Regions from separate parts of the Homo sapiens genome. Here region 2 is linked to region 1. Evidence: read pairs that join two places in POLR2A ChIA-PET (ENCODE). Cell type or tissue: GM12878. All regions are shown on one strand. Each heading gives the region's core, and the rest is flanking DNA. Links, peaks and the distances in the headings are about the cores only.

Region 1 (2,812 bases), core at 137-2,636:
CTATTTCAGTTGAAGTAGCAAAAATACATTTTAAAAAGTGCTAGCAAGGAAAATGGCAAACAGGCACTCTCTAAACACTGCTGGAGGCTAGGTGGCCAACCCGGCTATATGTACAGACATTACACAATATGCTTTGGTTTAGTAACTCCACTCCTGGAAGTATAACCTGAGGAAATAATTGGAGGAAAAGGTATGGCTACAGTTTTTTTTTCTTATAATAGCGGAATAGGTACAGATATGGTTTTTAGATCAGTTTGCTGTATTATTTTAAACTCTTCAGAAACAATTCAGACAAAAAGACAAATGCAATGGAAATCATTTTAAAAATCAACATGTTATATAGAAAGGAGAAGATAATTATTATGTATTAGGCACTGATTTTATATATTACACATTGAACTACTTTATACATATCTGATTTACTCTTTATCACTCTGTGAAGGATTATTCTTTATTGTTTAGATAAATAATGTTGTAGCTCAACAATGTTAGGTAATTTGTTGGTGTTGGAGGTAGATTTTGAATCCAGGAATGTCAGTGTCTTGATCAACTATGTCTTACTGCATTCTGCATTCTGCTTTTTCTATACTTACATAAATTCTATGTACATACTGAGGTGTAAGTTGGGAAAGTCCATAGAGAGAAAGAGAGAGAGCACACGTGCATGTATTTGGTTGTTTGGATGATGCTGTAGGTGAGTAGTAGTTACCATTTTTGGTGACACAAGAGATGGCTAAATGTGACTGTGTGTTAGAAGGGAGAATAGGTGAAAGACAGATGAGTAGCCAAGGGCTATGGGGTAGGGATACAGGAAGCCAGAGCCAAGGTGGTTAATAGTTAAATGTCCAAGCTCAGATTAAGTGGACATGAAGAAGAGGTGAAAGTGAGGGAGATTATGAATAGGCTGTGGAAGTCTTGCTAGAGATCAGGGAAAAAGAATAGCCCAAAGCTGTGGGCTTCAGGCAGCATGGGAATTGACCAAGTCCTGGAAAAGGGCACTTTAAGGTAGAGTTTCTTAAATGTGGGTAAACAGAAAAATCCCTCGTGGATTTTAGCAATTTGGCTAATCTAGCTAGATTTTTATTAATATTAGAAATCTGTCTTTCAGTCATTTCTTATTTTACTACTTTATTTGTTCGTTGTCTTTTTTAGTTTCCCCTCAAAAGTAGTTTTTGGGGGAAAAAAATATTGAAGCCTCCAGAGGCTTCCTCAGAGGAAATGGAGTTTTTTCTATTCTATATTTTAGGACAGATAGGGAGATGAAGGTAGAATAGAAATAAGTGCCTGTTAAGCTAGGGTATATAAAGATGTGAAAATGAATAACCAGGAAAGTAGAGGATGGGAGGAAAGTGTGTGTTAAATTTCTCTGTGCCTAGGTGTTTTCTTACAGAGGAAATACATTTGGATATAATTGAACTTGTTAAGAGTTACTAGATTTATCTGTAAATGGTCACTGTGCTGTAACCTCTTTTTCTATAGATTGAAGAATGTGTGGTATGCTCTGACAAGAAAGCAGCTGTTCTTTTTCAACCCTGTGGCCACATGTGTGCTTGTGAGAGTAAGTAGCCTATGCAGAGTTCCTCAATATTATTATAAAAATAGAAAGTGAAACAAAAATTATGTTTTTGAGGGTTTTTTTGCTTTTGATTTTGGATAACTCATAAAAAAGTTGATGGGCCTCGAGTACCTTCTATTTCTTTCTCTGTACTAGAACGTCAGCTGTTTCCCTCCATGCGTCTGAGCATTAGGGAAGACTGAATATGCTGTGTTCTGCCACCTTGGATTTTGATTTCAGTTGTATTAGCACAAAAGGGTCTCTTTCCACACATAATAGAAATTTATTTTGAAAAATAAATGTTGAAACATTTAGTCTCGCCTTTGTTCACATATGAAATTAGCACGTCTTCATTTGGCTTCACCTTAATATTGCCTCTCCTGTGTACTTTCCTCACTGCAGAAGAACCAACAGCAACCATTTCTGGGGCTGTAATTTCTGGCCTTCTGTAAGCTTTTATGTCAAGAGAGCTTTTAGAAATCTTTTCTTTGTGAGGGCAGTATTAAAATTTAAAAAATGTTTTTAAGTTTCTTTTAAACATATTCTCTTGAAGTCCTTTGCTTTTCATATTGCCCTTGTTCAAGTTCATACACTGTTAAATATTCTCTTCCCTTTGCTTTTCTTCATTTTGTCAATAAAAGATTTTATTTTATTTTATTTTTTATTTTTGGCACAGTCTCGCTCTGTCACCTAGGCTGGAGTGCAGTGGCACAATCTCGGCTCACTGCAACCTCTGCCTTCCCAATTCAAGTGATTCTCGTGTCCTCCGCCTAGGCAACAGACTGAGACTCAGTCTTAAAAAAAAAAAAAAAAAAAAAAAAATTCCAATAGGCAGCTGGTCAACTAAAGAAAGGGTGAACGTTTTCTTCTGTAACATTTTGCCTAAAGTGACTGTTTCTGTTTACCAAAGAGTGGTATAATGGCTATTACCCAATACTATCAAAAGGGCACATAGAGAATTCTCTGTCTTAAGTAAAAAAGGACTCAGGTTACTTAAGTTTTCATAGGCCAGAGGTTGGCAGACATTTTTTGTAAAGGGTGAAATAGTAAATATTTTTGGCTTTGTAGGCCACATGGTTTCTGTAGTAACCACTCAGCTCTTTCCCACTGCTGTACTCTGCACTATAGTGCAAAAACAACCATGGAAAATATGTAAATAAATGGGCCTGACTGTGTTCAATAAAACTGGTCTCATAAAAGCAGATGACACGTCAGATTTGGCCCTCAGGTGTAGTTTGCTGACATCTGTCATTCACC
Region 2 (2,812 bases), core at 96-2,595, 260 kb before region 1:
GAGGCAGAGCTTGCAGTGAGCCAAGATTGCGCCGCTGCACTCTAGCAGGGGCAACAGAGCGAGACTCCGACTCCAAAAAAAAAAATAGGCGGGGTGCGGTGGCTCACGCCTGTAATCCCAGCACTTTGGGAGGCCAAGGAGGGGGGATCACGAGGTCAGGAGATCGAGACCATCCTGGCTAACACAGTGAAACCTCGTCTCTACTAAAAAATACAAAAAATTAGCCGGGCATGGTGGCGGGCGCCTGTACTCCCAGCTACTCGGGAGGCTGAGGCAGGACAATGGCATGAACCCAGGAGGCGGAGCTTGCAGTGAGCGGAGATCACGCCACTGCACTCCACCCTGGGCGACAGAGCGAGACTCCATCTCAAAAAATAAATAAATAAATAAATAAAATAAAAATAAATAAATAAAAAGAATAATACTTGTCACAAAGACTATACTATTTATGGGGGATAAAAGTAAGTTAAATTTAATCCTCTCCAACGATGCCATAATAGAAACCTTTCCTGGGCCAGGGGTGGTGGCTCAGACCCATAATACCAGCACTTTGGGAGGCCAAGGTGGGCAGATAACTTGGGCCCAGGAATTTGAGACCAGCCTGGGCAACATAGTGAAATCCCGTCTCTTCAAAAAAACAAAACAAAAAAAAACAGAAAGAAACCTTTCCTAATATAAAGCTACTTGGAGTCCTACATAATTTTTAAGAGTATAAGGGGATCCTAAGACCAAAAAGTTTGAGAAACACTGCATTAAAGTAATACTTAATGCCTCCTTTTAATTTACCCTCTGAGTTTTTATCTGTGAGAATCTTACGTATGCTGCCATAAATGTTTAAAGTTCTTAGAAAAGCTCCTGATATATCACCAGTGCTTAAGTGTTAGCTATAATAATATTAATAATTAGCTATAATAATATTACAGGGAAAATGTTTTTATGAAAAGATAGAAAATATTGGCCAGGCATGGTGTCTCACGCCTGTAATCCCAGCACTTTGGGAGGCCGAGGTAGGGGGATCACCTGAGGTCAGGAGTTCAAGACTAGCCTGGCCAACATGGTAAAACCCCGTCTCCACAAAAATATAAAAAAAACTAGCTAGGCATGATGGCAGGTGCCTGTAATCCCAGCTACTCGGGAGGCTGAGGCAGGAGAATCGCTTGAAGCCTGGAGGCAGAGGTTGCAGTGAGCCGAGATAGCACAGCCTGGGCAACAGAGCAAGACTCCGTCTCAAAAAAATAAAAAAAAATTTACTTAGTTACTCCTGGCTTCGCTTAACTACTTGCCAACTCAATTTCCATATTATCATTATCCCCTTCAGTTTCAACAACTACATTAATTCTAAACATTCAATTATTTACCTTAAAGCAGTAGTGCTCAAAATGTGATATGGGGACTCTCAGGATTCCTGAGATCAAAATCATACGAGAGCAAAAGATTAAAAGTACAAAACAGACCAATGAATTCTAATGCAACAGAATGCAAAACACATGTAGACATGGTTTCAGATTCTACATCACAACTAACCTTTAAGAAATTACCACTTGTTAAGTTTTGTTGCAGAATCAGAGTATTACAACTATCTGAAAAAGCTAAAATACCCCACCCAACATACTGGTCATAAACTTCAACCAGAAACATATATAGCAACAGATTGATAGGAAAATCCAGCTGTCTTCTATCAAGGCCAAACATTAAGGAGATTTACAAAAATGTAATACCATCACCATTCCTTCACTAACTTATTTTGGAATATAGTTTTTCATTAAAATGTTATTTATTAAATATATTAAGCTGGGTATGCACACCTGTAGTCCCACCTATTTGGGAGGCTGAGGCAAGAGGATCACTTCAGCCCAAGAGCTCAAGGCCAGCCTGGGCAACACAGTGAGCCACTGTTACTAAAAAAAAAAAAAAATTTAATTAAAATTAAAATGTTATTTATATTAAGCTGTAGTTTAATTATTTCAAATGAATTAATATATATGAAATTAATTCCTAATACAGTAACTATCAATAGATATAAACCTATATAAACAAAAGCTACTTGGAGTCCTACATAATTTTTAAGAGTGTAAGGGGATCCTAAGACCAAAAAGTTTGAGAACCACTACATTAAAGTAATACTTAATACCACCTTTTAATTTACCCTCTGAGTTTTTGTGTGAATCTTACACGTGCTGCCATAAATGTCTAAAGGAAGCTGAACAGAGCAGAGGATATAAATCTTCCTTTAAGCATTGTAATGCAATCAAGCATAAGATGTATATGCCCCTTCCCCTCAGGAAAAGACAAGACATGATGGCTGGGTTAACAGAATGCTCTTATTTGCCAAAAGTAACTACAGTATTATAATACAGCTATAATACAGAACTTATACAGGAAAAACAGAACCAAAGGATTTTCATTGAATGATCCACAGAAAAATATGAAAGTCAGGGTTACAAAAGGGGTAATATAGTCCTTAATTATCTACAGTAACAATTTTACTGGAGTTGGTTTCTAGTACCTAAATTTTAATCACCTTCAATAGAAGGTATTCCAAGAACTCTATGTGGTACAAAAATCTGCCAATAAAAGTCATGAAAAAATATTTAACTATTACAAAAAAATCCATTATTCGAACTGTGCAGCGCTGGTCACGTTCATTAACAGAATAAATACAATCAGCTCTGCATAATAAATTACCAAGCTAAAAAGGACTATCTGGCAAAAGAAGTTAATGGCATTCATTAATTAGGGTACTTTTTTAGTTATTCTGTGAAGCATAATTTATCAATTTAAATGCCAGCACCTTGTATGGGACGGACATTAA

Evidence for each region. Peaks named below come from ENCODE experiments on the same cell type or tissue, not always from the same donor. Only the 100,000 strongest peaks of a DNase experiment are listed, where the experiment ranks them.
Region 2: POLR2A ChIA-PET joins it to region 1 with 6 read pairs; 2 of 35 experiments call an interaction of 5 or more read pairs at or near these places.

Annotation. Positions count from the first base shown.
Region 1 is chr18:21,851,661-21,854,472 of GRCh38, forward strand. MIB1 (MIB E3 ubiquitin protein ligase 1) reads left to right here. Exons shown (of 21, transcript NM_020774.4): 18 at 1,480-1,558. Among named protein-coding and RNA genes, the nearest start is that of MIR133A1HG, 22 kb to the left of the region's middle. In GM12878, for the core only: no CTCF peak of the experiment used is centred there; a DNase peak (open chromatin) is centred at 1,541; H3K27ac peaks cover 1,410 bases.
Region 2 is chr18:21,595,595-21,598,406 of GRCh38, forward strand. The region is part of intron 1 of ESCO1 (establishment of sister chromatid cohesion N-acetyltransferase 1); the gene reads right to left. Among named protein-coding and RNA genes, the nearest start is that of ESCO1, 3.7 kb to the right of the region's middle. In GM12878, for the core only: no CTCF peak of the experiment used is centred there; no DNase peak of the experiment used is centred there; H3K4me3 peaks cover 14 bases.